Linked DNA regions of Homo sapiens: region 2 is linked to region 1. Evidence: chromatin loops called from intact Hi-C (ENCODE). Cell type or tissue: PC-9. All regions are shown on one strand. Each heading gives the region's core, and the rest is flanking DNA. Links, peaks and the distances in the headings are about the cores only.

What was found. Peaks named below come from ENCODE experiments on the same cell type or tissue, not always from the same donor. Only the 100,000 strongest peaks of a DNase experiment are listed, where the experiment ranks them.
Region 2: it touches region 1 in a loop (4-fold over the local background); 3 of 110 quality-filtered maps call a loop at or near these places.

The regions. Positions count from the first base shown.
Region 1 is chr11:96,095,866-96,103,820 of GRCh38, forward strand. All of the region lies in intron 1 of MAML2 (mastermind like transcriptional coactivator 2), which reads right to left. Among named protein-coding and RNA genes, the nearest start is that of MTMR2, 180 kb to the left of the region's middle. RefSeq lists a silencer at 1-214. In PC-9, for the core only: no CTCF peak of the experiment used is centred there; DNase peaks (open chromatin) are centred at 2,416 and 3,236; H3K4me3 peaks cover 2,141 bases; H3K27ac peaks cover 4,778 bases.
Region 2 is chr11:96,320,740-96,328,694 of GRCh38, forward strand. All of the region lies in intron 1 of MAML2 (mastermind like transcriptional coactivator 2), which reads right to left. Among named protein-coding and RNA genes, the nearest start is that of MIR1260B, 17 kb to the right of the region's middle. RefSeq lists an enhancer at 3,817-5,016. In PC-9, for the core only: no CTCF peak of the experiment used is centred there; DNase peaks (open chromatin) are centred at 4,382 and 6,462; H3K4me3 peaks cover 1,290 bases; H3K27ac peaks cover 3,806 bases.

The sequences.
Region 1 (7,955 bases), core at 1,312-6,311:
AAGCTTCCCCTCTCCCCACATCTCTGCTGTCTCTGCATGATTTGCTGACTCCTAATCTTGTCCACTCACTGGTGTAGACATCATCACAGAACATGGTCAGCTATCACCACATCCAGCAGAAACTCAGAGTTACCACTGTCTATCCTCATGGGGTCAGGAAGAACACAGACCAGAGAGAGTCAGCCATGTTGCTTCTGATTTATTTCAGCATAAATTGCATTTTGAAGGTTCTTTCACAACTAGGAAAGAACAAACAAAGGAGTACATTCTTTTTCCGAATTTGGGTTATCACCTTTGATTTATTTTCCACTGCTTTGAAAAAACCTGTTCAGCCAGATTCTCTCACTGCTCTGGCCACTCCCTGGGCAGTGCAGTATGCGCTCTGGGAAACAGCACTCACACTTTCTTTAGGCTATGAGGAGTGTAGAGACAGTAATAGAATTAGTGATAATTGTATAATAATGAGTCATTTATTGAAGGTCTGCATGTGAGACATCGTACTAAGCACTTTATGTGGATAATCTTATTTAACTCTCACAACTCTCAGAATCTTCACAACTCTATATAAAGTTGATATTATTTCTTCCCCTCCCCGCTTTTGCAGATGAGAAAACAGGTTTAGAGGTTGAGTATCTTTTCAAAGGACAGACAGAGTAAGCAATGAAGTCAGGAATCAAACCACACATTCCCACTGCACAGCCTGTGCTCTGTAGTAAGTGACACCCTAGGCCCTGACAGAGGTAAATGGTACCTACACCTGTGTCTTCAGGAAGCCAGGGATCTCGTCCCGATTCTTCCATTAATTTGTTTTGTTACTTTAGGGAAAATACTCAACTTTTCTGGGCCACAGTTTTCTTCTCCTTTATAAATGGGATTATCTCTGAGATCATTATCCTGCCCAAAGCCAGAAAATAACAAGCACTAAAGGAGGGAAGTTTGTGTTCCAGGCACTATGTGTGGTGGTGTAAGGTCACCACCAAGCACAGCTGGAGGGATTCCTTAAGATGGGGGACAGAAGAAGTCATGTGTGATTCCATTAGGATAAAAGACACCCATCAAAACTTCACTGGGCATGATACTTTACCAAGAGAATTTTGGGGATAGGCTGTGCCCTGCCTTCTAGAAGTTTTTAATCTAGTTATATCACCGAGGCCCACTGTGAATGCCTACATGCAGTAGGCACCAAGCTACTGGCACCAGCACCATACAATCTAAATGATTCTCAAGGATCACTTTTTGCTTTGAAATATCTCCTTTGCTGGACTAAAATTCTTTCATTAGATACATGGTTTGAATTATGGTATAGAGTCTCTCAAGATGCAAATACTCCAGAAGCAACAGAGGAGGAAAACAGTCAATAATACCTCAAGGACAAATAGCTTATGAGAAAATTCAAAGCCAACTTACCAGAACAAGAATAAAGCTCTAAGGGAACAAGACCTAACCAGGGGAATGGTAGAGAATAAAGGCAAGGGTTTAAATAGAGAAGGATGGGGGCAGGACTATGGGAGTTGGGAGCTCCACACTGTGGACCTTTTGGGTGGCTGGAAGAAAAGAGAAGGGAGAAAGGAGAAGTATTAGGGTAGTAATATCCTGAGGGGCTGCAGGGCCTGAATCTTCCAGAAAACAGTTAATGATACTGGAAAGGTAAAGGGAAGGATCTCCAAAACAAATCTTTCACCCAAGGGCTGACCTACCAATTAGGCATGGGACACACAGTGCCCAGGGCTCACAACAGTTATAGAACAGAAGGAAAAAAATAAGATTTTAGGTTAAAGAACTGTTTCAAAATATATTAATTTATCTTTTTGCCAACACGGTCATAAAATATAATTTTTAATATTTTTTAAGGAATAAGGGGCTTCAAAGGCAAGGGTACCTATGTTCTATGAAAGCCTCTCACCTCTTAACTATTGTATACTGAAGGCTTATTCTAGGCAGGCACTCTGTGGTGTAAGTCCTTGTTTAATCTCATGGCTCTCTGAGGCTTGTGCTCTTATATACCCATTTCATAAGTGAAAAAATTGAGGTTCCTGACATTAAGATTACACAGTAAAGATATGGAGGCAGGATGCCAGCCCAGACATGTCTCGTTCCAAAGTCCTAATTCTGAACCACTAGCCATACTGCTGTCTTCCCTTTCGGCCTCTACCTTGCCAAATGCTGACAGTGTGCTGGACACAGATAGCCCAGACAGCCAAGACAAAAGTCCAATAGAATGAAGATGCCTTGTGAGCACAGGGCAGAGGTAAAGGCATTCGGGACACAGGGGGTTGGATGGCAAGGAGAGAATGATGACATCACTGGTGGGAGGTTGATGGTGAAAGTTCAGGCCATCACTCCTGAGGCTCCAATATAGGAGAGGAAAGAGACAAAGGTCATTCGGTCAGTCAAAAAGATTTACTAAGCACCAGAGAGAGTTCTGAACCATATCCTATCAAATCATCCCTGGCATGAGGGAAAATATGCAGATGATTAAGCCAGCAGCAGGATGTAAAGGCTTCCAATCAGCACTACACTCAATCTTTGCACTTTTCCCACTACCTAGGTGGGTGAGAAGCATTTTTTATTTTGCATGATAAATCTGTGCCCCACAATTACGTTTAATTCATGAGACTGTGCATTTAATATCACCCTTTCACTGGCCATCCGAGGAAGGGGCTTGTTTTGGGAATGATTTTCAACAAGGGAAGTCCAGTCTGGTTTGCAGATGACACAGAAATCACTGTACTTTCTTTTGCTGAGATCCAGCAAACTGTTTCTTTTCACTCCCGTCCTTGTTCTCATTCTTCCATTTGGACACCTAGATGCTATTTGAGGCCTGCGGTCTCTGCTGGGGAAAGGCATAGGCCTGTCCGGGGCAGGGTTCCAGACACAGTAGCCTGCCTGCCCCAACAGCTGGGGTTGAAGGTATGAGAACGCCTAGGAACAAGGAAAATCCTGCACAGCAGAACTGGGGCTGGGGTCCTCAGTAAACTGCTTCTTTTTAAGTAGCTATGCTTCACTTTTCCAAAAGACTTGAAACATAAACTTTCTGGAGGGATTTGAAAATGCCATTATTGCACAATCCTCTGGTTTCTGTTTCTTCCCCTGCCCCCATCCCTTTCCACAAAATAAATGCATTCTTTGTCTCCGGTGCTGCCCTAGAAACAGGGAATGTGCCACACAAAGGTAACAATTCAGTCCATAGGTCACTTTTTTTCACCCCAGGTAGACTTCTGTCTTTCTCAACCAGGCATAAACACAAGAACCAAATCTGCCACTGCCTACATACTCAAGGGAATATCTTGGTTCCATCATCTGCAAACTTTCCTCGGGCTATTTTACTCATGGCTGATTAGAGATAGGACTGGGGATAGATAACATTAGAAAGAGACCAATCCGAAAGCTAATATATGACTCTTGATTTGATTCTTGAAGTAAAAATGTTTAGGATCCAGGAATAGTAAATTCTAGCTCCTCAAGTACTTGGAGGTGAGAGTAATTCCTTTCTGCCTTTCCAGTCCTAGCACAAAATAGGTTTGTCAGGCTTTTTACTAAACACAGAAAGAATCTTCACTTCTTATTTGGCCCTACCAAGATCTGAGCTTCCTTGTATTACTAGATATTATTTTATGGCCACACAGTAATTAGGTTTGCCCAACCAGATTTTAAGCTCTTTGAGGGTGGGCATTCATTGCCTTATACTTCTCCAAGTTTCTTTCAGTACCTACCACAATGCTGGGCATATTCTAGGTGTTTTAATAATTATTCGTTGACCTCAGTGCCTGGGAAACGGGATCCTTCTAACTATTGAGTGGGAGCAGTAAAACAATGCTAAAAAGGAGGTTGTGGGTTGTGGGGAATATTTTCATACCAAATTCACAAGCAAATTAATGGTTCCACCAGAATTTTGCTTCAGTGATTATTTACCTTTTGTTTTTACTTTTTTAAAGACATTTTTATACATTTTTTAGTAGAGATGCAGTACTGCCATGTTGCCCAGGCTGGTCTTGAACTCCTGGGCTCTAGCAATCCTCCTGCTTCAGCCTCCCAAAGGTTATAGAGATTACAAGCATGAGCCACCATACTTGCCCATTGATTATTTTCCTTTAAACTCTGAAGTCACGAGAATGTGAAGCCCTGAGAACCGGAACTGTGAAGAAAATGTATTGTCACTCATGTGAACCAGAAGTGAAGGGGTGTATGAAGCTTTGTGATGGACACAAAGTGTTGTTGCCCCTCCTGATGGGACTGCAAAGCTGGGATGCAAGTTGAAGCCCCATCTGGACTCCATGCCCTTCCTGGGTGAAAGCACTGGAGCAGACATGGAGCCAGGGCATGCTTCCTTATGAATTTCAGTAACTCGTACTTTCACTCCTTCAAGAAAACATGTGAGGTGTTTTTGTTTGTTTGTTGTTTTATGTTTTAGGGTTTTTTGTTGTTATTGTTGTTGTTGTTTTTCTTTCTTTTTTTTTTTCTTGAGATGGAGTCTCACTCTCTCGCCCAGGCTGGAGTGCAGTGGCACGATCTTGGCTCACTGCAACCTCCGCCTCCCAGGTTCATGTGATTCTCCTGCCTCAGCCTCCCGAGTAGCTGGGATTAAAGGTGTGCACCACCACATCTGGCTAATTTTTGTATTTTTAGTAGAGACAGGGTTTCACCATGTTGGTCAGGCTGGTCTTGAACTCCCGACCTCAAGTGATCTGCCTGCATCGGCCTCCCAAAGTGCTGGGATTACAGGCGTGAGCCACCACACCTGGCCTTTTTGTTGTTGTCTTTAGTGTAAGGGTCAGAGGAGGCATATTAGATCTTTCTAGAAAATTTGTTCCATAACTTTGTTCCATAAGGTTTGGACCCTGAGAAATGTTACTAGTTTAGTCAAAATAGCTTTTTTTTTTTTCTTTTTTTTTTTTTCTGAAACAGGATCTGGTTCTGTCATCCAGGCTGGAGTGTAGTGGCACAATCTTGGCTCACTGCAGCCTCAACCTCCCAGGCTTAAGTGATCCTTTCCCCTCAGCCACTGGAGTAGCTGGGACTACAGGAAAGTGACAACACACTTGGCTGATTTTAAATTTTTTTGTAGAGATGGAGTCTCACTATGTTGCCCAGGGTAGTCTGGAACTCCTGGACTCAAGGTGTCCTCCTGCCTTGATCTCCCAAAGTGCTGGGATTACAGCTGTGAGCCATTGTGTCTAGCCCAAAATAGCTACTCTTTATGAAGCCCAAGATAAAGCTTTATATAGAAGCAGGAGCAATGCAAATTCAGGTTCTATATAGAGAAAAGAAGTCAACATACTGCCCTTCTGAAGGTACTCAATACCAAGCTCTCCTGTATTCAAAATTTATTTGATGCCTTCCCCACCTCCCCTTTCTTAGATTTAATGGTTGGCTTGTGGAAGAGTAACTCAACGACTTGGAATTTGCCTCGGAAACACTCTTCATTACAGGGCAGAAAAAAGGCATTTCATGATAGCATTTTGTCAGCGTGGACACTTCCATCACTTCCCTGTGGAGAATGTTCCAAGTTTATCTTTAACCAACAAAATAGTCATTGAGGAGAAAGGGAAGGGAACCAGTACAACACTACCTCGGAGAGGCAGACATCTTCTCTTATCAAGACAAATGGGAAGCTGTGGGATCTAGAAAGAGCACAAGACTCAACTGCCAATAAACCTGGGTTCCAAATGCTTCTCTGTTCCTACTTACTGTACAAGTCTAAACTAGTCACTTACCTTACCTGTATGATATGGACAATAATACCCCATGTCTCAGGGTTTTAGTGGGGCTTAGCAACACACATGTAAAGCACCAGCATTATTCCAAGCTCAAAGCAGAGCTCCATCACCGGCAGCTCTTTTTCAGTCAGAGAGATGAACTTGAACCTTAGGCTGGTCTGACACTTCCCACTGTCATCCTGACTATCCTATGGACAAGGCATGTGCTAGAAAAAGAGAAAATGAAGGTAACAAAACCAGATTTTTTTCTCCTCATCTGTAACACTGAATTTGTTTACCCATTCATTCAACAGATACTTATTTAGCACCAGCTGTATATTCTATAAGGGTGCCTACATCATAGGTTAATGCAAGAACCATGTAGCTAAAGCTCAAAAAGAGCTCAGAACATTGCTCTTAAAATACTGTTTTCAGCCAGGCATGGTGGCTCATGCCTGTAATCCCAGCACTTTGGGAGGCTGAGGCAGACGGATCACCAGGTCAGGAGATCGAGACCATCCTAGCTAACACGGTGAAACACCATCTCTACTAAAGACACAAAAAATTAGCCGGGCGTGGTGGCGGGTGCCTGTAGTCCCAGCTACTTGGGAGGCTGAGGCAGGAAAACGGCGTGAACCTGGGAGGCGGAGCTTGCAGTGAGCCGAGATCGCGTCACTGCACTCCAGCCTGGGTGACAGAGAGAGACTCTGTCTCAAAACAAAAACAAAAACAACAACAACAAAAACCACTGTTTTCAATTAACGTTAGAATTAACAAAAAGAAACAAACAAAAAGGAATTTACCAGTCTGTCTGGAAACATAGTGAAAAATAGTAATACAGTATGATCATTGTTCTGGAGACTTGAGCATGGCCTTATTGTTGTAGATGGGAGAGACTCTGCCTAAGAAAGCTAGAAAAGGAATCCCACTCCCTTATAATGAAGTACCCCTCAAATATTCAAATGAATATCATGTTTCATATTATGATATTCTGTTAGTGGCAGTGTAAACAAAACTTGTTGTCCAGCAACAAGGGGATGTTTATATTAAATTAAAAAGTTCAAAGTAGAGTTATTTTCCCATGTAGTCTACTACATTAAACAATATCATTCTAGATCCATTCAGTGATAACCAATAGGATGACCCTACTGACTATATCCTTAGTCATCCTGACTAGTTACTGCAATTGTTATAAAGCAAGGATCTGAGGGGACATTCAGAGATGGACCCTTTGTGTTTAACAGAGAAATGCACATAATATTCTGTAAAAGCCTGAAAAATCCAGCTGCTTTGTGCATGAAATACTTTAACCATGACTCACTTTTTGCCCAAAATATATCGAAGCAAATCCAAAGTAAATGCTATGTCTAAAATGTTTGCAATTCTCATGAAATCTCTAAATGCCCTCCTCAGCAGAATTTACGATGCATTAAGTATCATTAATCAAGTGGCTTCTCTCTCTCCTTTTGCTTGGAGGGCCCAGTCTGGAAAGCTTTCTCTAAAGGGCATACCTCAAGGTCCATCCTACTTTCCCTCATATTTTTTCTCCCTGCTTTAATGATTTTAGCACTTTCTGTCTTATATTGTTCTTGGTAATTGATTCAGGTCTGTAAGTTTTTGACTTCAGTATGATTATAGAAGCCAACAGAAGAGACAGTATCTTGTACTTCTCATCCACTCCCACATGCCCCTCCAAACTCTATTCCAGGAAAGTGCTCAATGACTGCCTGACAATGTGACTTATCAGGCACCTAGTGGCCTGGGAACATCAGATGAGTCAGTTTATGGAGCATCTATGTTTCTCTGCCATTGGCCATGAACCATGCCCCCTTTATAAGCCATATAGCTGATTCTTAGCAACTCTTTGTCCAACTGTAGAGGGACCACTTTAAATATCAGCAAATCCCATATGGCAGGGAGAGTGCCCTAACAGTGTTCGAGGGTTGTTTATTCATTATTTTCGGGTTTGTACTTGGCTACCAAAAAGGTCCCTTCTTTTTGGGAAATAATATGAAACACAGCCATCCCTAACCTCATGGCAGCATTTCTCCCTTCATCTTCAGTGGTTTACCCAACATCAATGGGTATGAAAGGCCCCTATCCTGTCCTTCCCTGTCTGTTTCTCTCAGGTCACATTCTTCATTCTTCTTCAGGCTCCTTCTGCTTTAAGCGCGGTAAGCAATCAAGTATTCTCCATCTACATTCAGTGACTCTGACCCCACATCTCGCCTCTCTCTGCCCCACTGTGTTCTCTGGATA
Region 2 (7,955 bases), core at 1,792-6,791, 230 kb after region 1:
GCATTTGTAGCAAATGAATGCCTGCTACAACCAGAAGATTCTTGTCTTTGAAAGTACTTGAAATGGAGAGAAATGGAAAAACCAGAGCAGGAAGTATGGCAATAAGAAAACATATCATATGACAAGGACCAAGAAAGTCAATGTTTTCAAGAGCACATCCAGTTGGAAGAGTGGGAGAAAACATGTGGAATCCACATGCTGGCCAATTTCAGGGCTTATCTGCCTCGGATATGGGGTAGAAAATAACATTTTACCTGAGGGGTAAAAACAACACTGCAGCAACATGCCTTCAAATAGGGTTTGTGTAGAAAGACACACTCATCATTTAGCTGGAGGGTTTCCAGGCCAAGGTACTTCCACAGCATATGGCTGCCCACTGGGCTCGTGACCCTGAAAACATACTTCCAGATCTTTCTATACTTCCCACTTCACAAATGTAGCCAACCTCTGAGCACAGTTGCCCTCTTGTATTGCTAAAGGGATGAAGAAATGCTAAATCCTCTTGGAAAGCTGGTGTTTCTCCTGTGCTGGAATATAAGAATTTGCCTAACACTACTTTTAGAATCTTAAATCACGAGAGAAAGATGTCAAAGTTCAAGCCTCTCCTTTTTAACACTGAAATTCCTCCTAAAGCTCCCGCTTGAAGGCCAGAAGTCACAACCGCTTCAAAAGATTACTATGTGTTTTGTTACACTTGCTTAAATTCCTTCCAGAGACAAAAGAAATAGACATATTTGCGATATTCCTTCCTTTATCATATTTCTGTAGATTCTTTTTCAAGGTCCTCAGACATCAATAATCCATCAGTGCATGTACAAGCTGATGCTTGGCGTTTGGGATATTATTTGTTCTCCTAATGGGACTAGTAGAGTCTACAGAATTTAGAGTGTGCAGGAAGTATGTCTATAGAAGGTTTTTGTTCTAAATATAGGAGATTTTAAGGGCAAAACGATTTACTCAGTATACTAGACTGCCTTCTTTGAGCCATTCTGTTCTGGTCAATCATATAAAATATGTGTGGCCAACACTATTCCCTCCACATGTGTTTAATGGACATTTGTCATAGCAAAATGACCTAGCAGTTCCATTTCTTCTTCCCTTCAAATTACCAATATGACTGGACCATCAAACAACTAAATGCCAATTTTTTTTAAAGATCATGAACAGTTTTGAGTTATATGAGTGGAAAAATGTTCCTGAAGGCCGAGTTTTTTGTTGTTGTTGTTGTTGTTTTTTTCCTTATAGCAACTTTTCAACAGCTAAATTGCTTTTGGTAAATATGAGTAAAGAAAATAAGCTCCCAGTCACAGCACATGTTTACAACGAAGTTAAAGGCTCTTAAAAATAGGGTGTTTGATGGTCTACTGCCAAAATATGAACTCTAGCAGCCTGGAGTGCACCGCTAATAATAAGAGTCAGTGTTGCTATGAAAGGCCCGAGACAGAGCTCCAACTTAGCTTTAACCTTTTCTCCAAGAAGTTCCCCACAATGACAAGGAGACATAAATTTGGAGTTAGAGGTCAAGGTGAGAGGGGAGGAAGCCTGAAAATGGTAAGAGGTCACTTAAAAATAAAGCAAAAAATTGTTGGACTGGGCTCAAACCTGAACTGCAAAAGAGAATGAAAAGAGTTCAGCTGCTATCTGAGGACTGACTGCCTTTTAGAAAAGAAGAAAATGGGCGGGGCACAGTGGCTCATTCCTATAATCCCAGCACTTTGGGAGGCGGGCGGATCACGAGGTCAGGAGATCCAGACCATCCTGGCTAACACGGTGAAACCCCGTCTCTACTAAAAATACAAAATATTAGCCGGGCGTAGTGGCGGGCGCCTGTATTCCCAGCTCCTAGGGAGGCTGAGCCAGGAGAATGGCGTGAACCCGGAAGGCGGAGCTTGCAGTGAGCCGAGATCGCGCCACTGCACTCCACCCTGGGGGCCACGGAGCGAGACTCCGTCTCAAAAAAAAGAAACAAGAAAATGCCTAGATAGATAACAAAATAGATAACAAAAGTCCAACGTAAAGGAAATATGTTAGGCATGAAGAAAGTTACGTTTGCTTTCTCTTCAGATTCCTGAAACTAGAATGAACAGACACACAAAGAAAGGAAATGCCGGATGTCCTAGAGTTAGCTGTTGTGTAGAGTGGAGAATCACAGTGTGCCTAGTATTAGTGGAGTCTTCCCATCTCCACAGGCCTAGGCTTCAGGTTCTTTCGCCCTTGGAACCCCTGGAGAATCTGACGAAACTGTGGAATGCGTCCACACTGAAAATGCATATATGCCATCGCACAAAGTTGTGTATTCAATTTAGGGAACTCACAAACTCAAGAAGCTGGATCATTTATGTTCTAGCATGAAAAGAGGCTACTGGTTTAAAAAAAAAAAAAAGCACTCTCCAAGAGACCATGGAACTTATCTTATTCACCACTCCATTCCTAGTGCTGAGGGTGGGGCTTAGATACAATATCTCAAGACATACTTGCTAAAATGTTTTAAAAGGCAGCTTATAGAAAAATGTGATTCCCCAAAGAAGGTTCCAGTGATCACGTAAGTTTAGGGTATCCATTTTTTTTAAACACATCTGTACGTTTCTGTTGCTCCTTCTAGCCAAAGAGAATTTCCCTCAGAATATTCACCACAGTAATGGTATCTTTAGAATTTCCATGTAAGAGGTGCTTAGGAAGAACGATCTGGTTGCAGGTTGGCGAGGGAGTGAAGCTGAGTTTGTATTGCCCTTTACAAAATGCTGAAAAAAAAAAAAACCCATCTGCATGCTCAGAGATAAGAGGTTTTTGTGTCTTCAAGGAACTTATCTGTCTTCAAGGCACTTACAATGAATTAACTTATTTAAACCCAAACTTATTCTATAAATAGATTTGAGGCCCACTCACAGTATAATCTGGTCCTGATGCATTCCTTCATGGGAATTAACAATTCATCCGGAATCTCTATGGATTATGCTCCAGATTTGGATTCCTCAACCCTGAAGAATCTATCTCAGAAACCGGTCAGCCATGCTGCCTTCTCTGTGCCTGCAGGGCAGATGTCGACAATGAACCACCACAGCTGTCTTTCCCATCATGCGTAGGTATGGCCTTAGAATCCTCCACACAGCCCTCCAGGTGGCTACTGAAAGCTACCCTGGAATGCCAGTCAAAACATGTGTCACTCATAGGCTCTACGTGTTCAAGCACTTTCTACCTCTTAGAAAAGAGACGACTGGCAACAGTCTCAAAGAGTAATCTGTGGCCCCTAGACATTCATTCTGAATTTCATCTGCAGCTTAGATTAGCAGTTAGTTCTAATTGTCATTGGCTTTCAAATGTCTTGTTGCACTTGCCTTCAAAATTCAGGCCTGGACCATGTGTAAGTTGAGTCTGATAATACCTATGTAATTATCTGCTCCTATACGAGGTGCGAAGTCATGATTAGAAACCTTGGCCCTGGCATCATCCTGCTGTATTCAAATTCTGACTCCACCACTTGTGGTTGCATGACCTGGGCATCTTCCTTCACCTAATTTGTCAATTTCCTCACTTGCCAAATGGGAATAAGATAGTACCTATTTCATAGTATAATTGCAAAGATATGTTAACATTCAGAAAACGCTTAGAAGAGTGCCAAACATGATAAACGCTTAATACATGTTATTTTTTTTAATGTGTTGAACCAAAAGGATGCCTTGAAGATCAGTATTTCACATTTGGTGTACAATACATTCAGCCACAGAAATATAAAGAACTGCTGTCCCTTAAAAATTCATGCTTGCCACAGGGTAGTTCAACACACATTTATGGAATGCTTGTGTAATAGATGTCTGACACTATTGTAGGCCATGGAAATACAAAAATAAATAAGAAGGCACATCTTCACCTTGAAGCAAAATCCCACCGATTATGAGTCCCCACATTTTCTCCAGGTAATGAGAAAACATTCATCGGCTTAAAAAACCTATTCCCTACTTGAATCTGAATGGATTCAAAATCACTTCTCAGCAAAGAGCTTCAGGTCTCTCCCTAAAGTTCCATCTAATATATTCATTCTGAAATAAGCAATGGTAAGGAGAAAAAGTTAAGAGACCAATCTTGGTGGCAGAGAAGAGTCTACTTCTTTAATTCAAGATCAAGTTTCTCTTCATAATGACCTTGTAGCCCTCGCTCCTCAGACTTGCTGGCTGACTGGACCCACAAGAAATACAGGTACCAAATTGTGGGCTTTCATACATTAAAAGGTTTTCTCATCTTGCCTTGTATTCTTACAAATTATTGGATTTAAATAAGAAAAAACAAGACTCTTGTTTCAGCCTCTCTTATTCTAGACTTGGTGTGCCCTGGGTGTCTGACATCCTCATTCCATTCATGATTGCCATTCTTTCTAGGGGAGTCATTGCTTCAAATTATGTGTGGGTGTATGTCTGGGAGCTGAAGACATTCAACGTCCCCATCTAGTTGCAAATTTAGTTATACATTTGGGGTTTAGCTATTCAACTTTGCCAGCTTTGTGCCTCCTGCATAGGTCCAGGAGCCCCAGGGGTAGACTGATGCTTACTAGTGGAGTTAGCACAGACAAGTTTGAGCCTCTCATACCTGTCTCTTAAACGAGGGTAGTAATACTCCAGAGAAGAAACTGAAATGATGTTTAAACTGAAATAATGAAATAACACACTCCATAAACTGCAAATTTGCTATTCAAAAGTAAGATATTATTACCATTTCTCAACTTCTCCAAGTCTGTTTCACATTTGTAAACTACAGATAGCTCCATCTTTTTCAGTGATAGCATAAGGTTTCTGTGAGGACTCTGTAGGTCATGTACATATATTATTATTATGACCATTACAAATGCGAGTTATCTTCCTTAGATTTATGCCTGTACCTCCTTGGGACACTGATCATTTTTTTTTTTCTGTTTCTATAAAGAGGAACAATATTCTCCTTCACAAACCGTACCTTTCAGCAGTTTCTCTTTAACTCTCAAAACTTGATGATTTCTAACAAAATGATCACAATAGCTCCAAGGCACAGAAGATGCTGACAAGACCACCTTCTTCCCTGGAAATGTCGGAATCAACATTTCACACAGACTGGCCAAAGTAGCACACAGCCTGGGCCAAAAAGACCACTGTGCAGGCAGATGTCCAGGCTTGGAGCAGCCACGGGCACAGAAACCCCTCTTCTAGCTCTGTGGGTAGAAATTTGTTTATGGTTATCACCTTCCACAGAGTTTCCCAGATTTGCTTTCTTTTAATTAACCCAAATCAATCTCCAATTAGCCATATGAAGTAAGGAACAAAGAGCTGTGCATTGTATCACCGTTAAATTTCTCTTGTTCCTTTGTTTGTTTACTCTCTGTCTACCCCGCCCCCCCCCCATTAAAATGTAAACTCCATTAAACAAGAACTCTGTCCTTGTGTGGTTCAAGGACCCAACACAAGACCCAACATGTAGTAGGCACTCAACATCTGTAACCCTATTCCATCATCTTTTTCCTTGCACCAACATTTTCCTCTTATGGCAGACTGGGCTTTAGAATTTAAACCTGGGAAGAATTTTAAGAGATTATCTAGTCCATGTACTTTTCAAATGGTTGTAGCACTGGAACTCTATTTTTAATCACACTAAAGCGTGTGTGTGTGTGTGTGTGTGTGTGTGTGCATGTATGTGTGTGTGTGTGTTTTAAATGCATAAACAAGAGGTTAAGACCTTGGAGTCCAATTGCATGCCCTTCCTTCTTTCTTTTATATCCCTTTGCTGAAAGTCTTAAAAACTATCTCGAGTTTAGGCTGGGTGCGGTGGCTCATGCCTGTAATCCCAGCACTTTGGGGGGCCGAGGCGGGTGGATCACGAGGTCAGGAGTTCGAGACCAGCCTGGCAAACATGGTGAAACCCCGTCTCTACTGAAAAAATACAAAAAATTAGCCAGGTATGGTGTGATGGGCCCCTGTAATCCCAGCTACTCGGGAGGCTGAGGCAGTGAGCCGAGATCGCACAATTGCACTCCAGCCGGGCAACAAGAGCAAAAGTCTGTCAAAGTAAATAAATAAATAAATAAATAACAAAACAAAAAAAAAACTATCTTGAGTTTAAAAGCCATTCATCTGGTCATTGACTTAACAAATATTTATTGTGAATACAAAATGTGCCAGGAACCACTAGGGCTTGGAATACTTATGGTGAATAAAACTGCCCAGGTTCTTGGTCTCATAGAGCTTACATTGAACGGAATATAGGAAACAACGTGAAATGCACAAATAAACAAAGAATCAAAATAATTCAGATAGTGATAAAAATTATGAAGAAAACAAAACCTCTGTAATGGGATAACATGATGGGAGATTTCGCGAGAGAAGGAGATCAGTCATGTGTGTCTGCTCTAGTTAGGGTAGACAGGCAGGTCTCTCCAGGAGGTGATATTTGAGCTGAATCCTGTACGACAAGAATAATGCAGCCAAGCAAAATGCTAGGGAATCCAACCCGTGTGGGTTGCTGATGGGGAAATAAAGAAGCAAAGGAGGGATGACTGGCCCCGAGGTCATCCTGTTAGTTAAAGCCTGGACCCGAATGGGGGTCTCCTGTCACTCCAGACTTATCATTGTAATATAATGGAGTTTTTCCTTAGTTTCTGTAATTGGCAGGTTCTTGTCTTCTGGAGAAACTTCCTTCAAAACTGATCTTCTTTCCCATACACTTTTATTTTATTTATTTATTTTTTGAGACAGAGTCTTGCTCTGTTACCCAGGCTGGAGTGCAGTGGCACAATCTCGGCTCACGGCAACCTCTGCCTCATGGACTCAAGTGAGTCCCCTGCCTCAACAGATTACAGGTACCTGCCACTGTGTCCAGCACATTTATTTTTTATTTTTTAGTAGAGACGGGGTTTCACCATGTTGGCCAGGCTGGTCTTAGAACTCCTGACCTCAAGTGATCTGCCTGCTTCAGCCTCCCAAAGTGTTTGGATTACAGGCATGAGCAACTGCGCCCGGCCCTTTCCCATACTCTTCAATGTATTTCTTTGATTCTTATTTATCTAACAAGGCACTCATGTAACCAACTTCCGTTCATATATATTAAAAATAATCAGGCCAGACACGATGCCTCACACCTGTAATCCCAGCACTTTGGGAAGCCAAGGCAGGCGGATCACCTGAGGTCAGGAGTTCGAGACCAGCCTGGCCAACGAGGTGAAACCCCATCTCTACTAAAAATCCAAAAATTAGCCAGGCGTGGTGGCGCACACCTGTGGTCCCAGCTACTCGGGAGGCTAAGGCAGGAGAATCACTTCAACCCGGGGGGTGGAGGTTACAGTGAGCCAAGATTGTGCCACTGCACTCCAACCTAGGTGACAGAGTGATATTCCATCCCCCCAAAATAATAACAATCAAAAACAAAGCGCATATGTGTGTGTGCATGTGTGTATATATGTGTGATGGGAGCTTAAGGTATATTTCCTAAGCAAAGGTAAGACCCCATCTATTGGGAAAGAAAGGCAACTTGACTTCCTTTATTTTAATATTTTTAAAAAGAAAAGCCATGTTGCATAACACCAAGATATTTTCACCTAAAATTCCAGCAAATCTTAACAGAAGAAATTCTAAGGTGCTTAGAGGTAACTGAAAAAAATGTCACTATCTTTATGGCTCCAACCTAACAATGAAGCTGAGTGTGTCTACTCTCAGCTTGAATGAAATAAAATGGCAACCACAACCAAATGACCTTGCTCACTTTATGCTAGTTACATCTTGCTCTGTTGTTGAAAAAAAAAATGCTCGGGCTGGCCCAGAGCCTAAGATGTGATCCACAGACACCCCACGCCACCCCCCAAGATCGTACGAGTCATAAAGAAGTGACTGGAAGAGCTGTGCTCTAACTGAATCAAGAGATAGGGAGGGAGAGAGGGGACTGTGTTACCGTAAAAATTCTTTAGATTTAATATCGTTTGGGAAAATTTTTCTTTGTTGGTT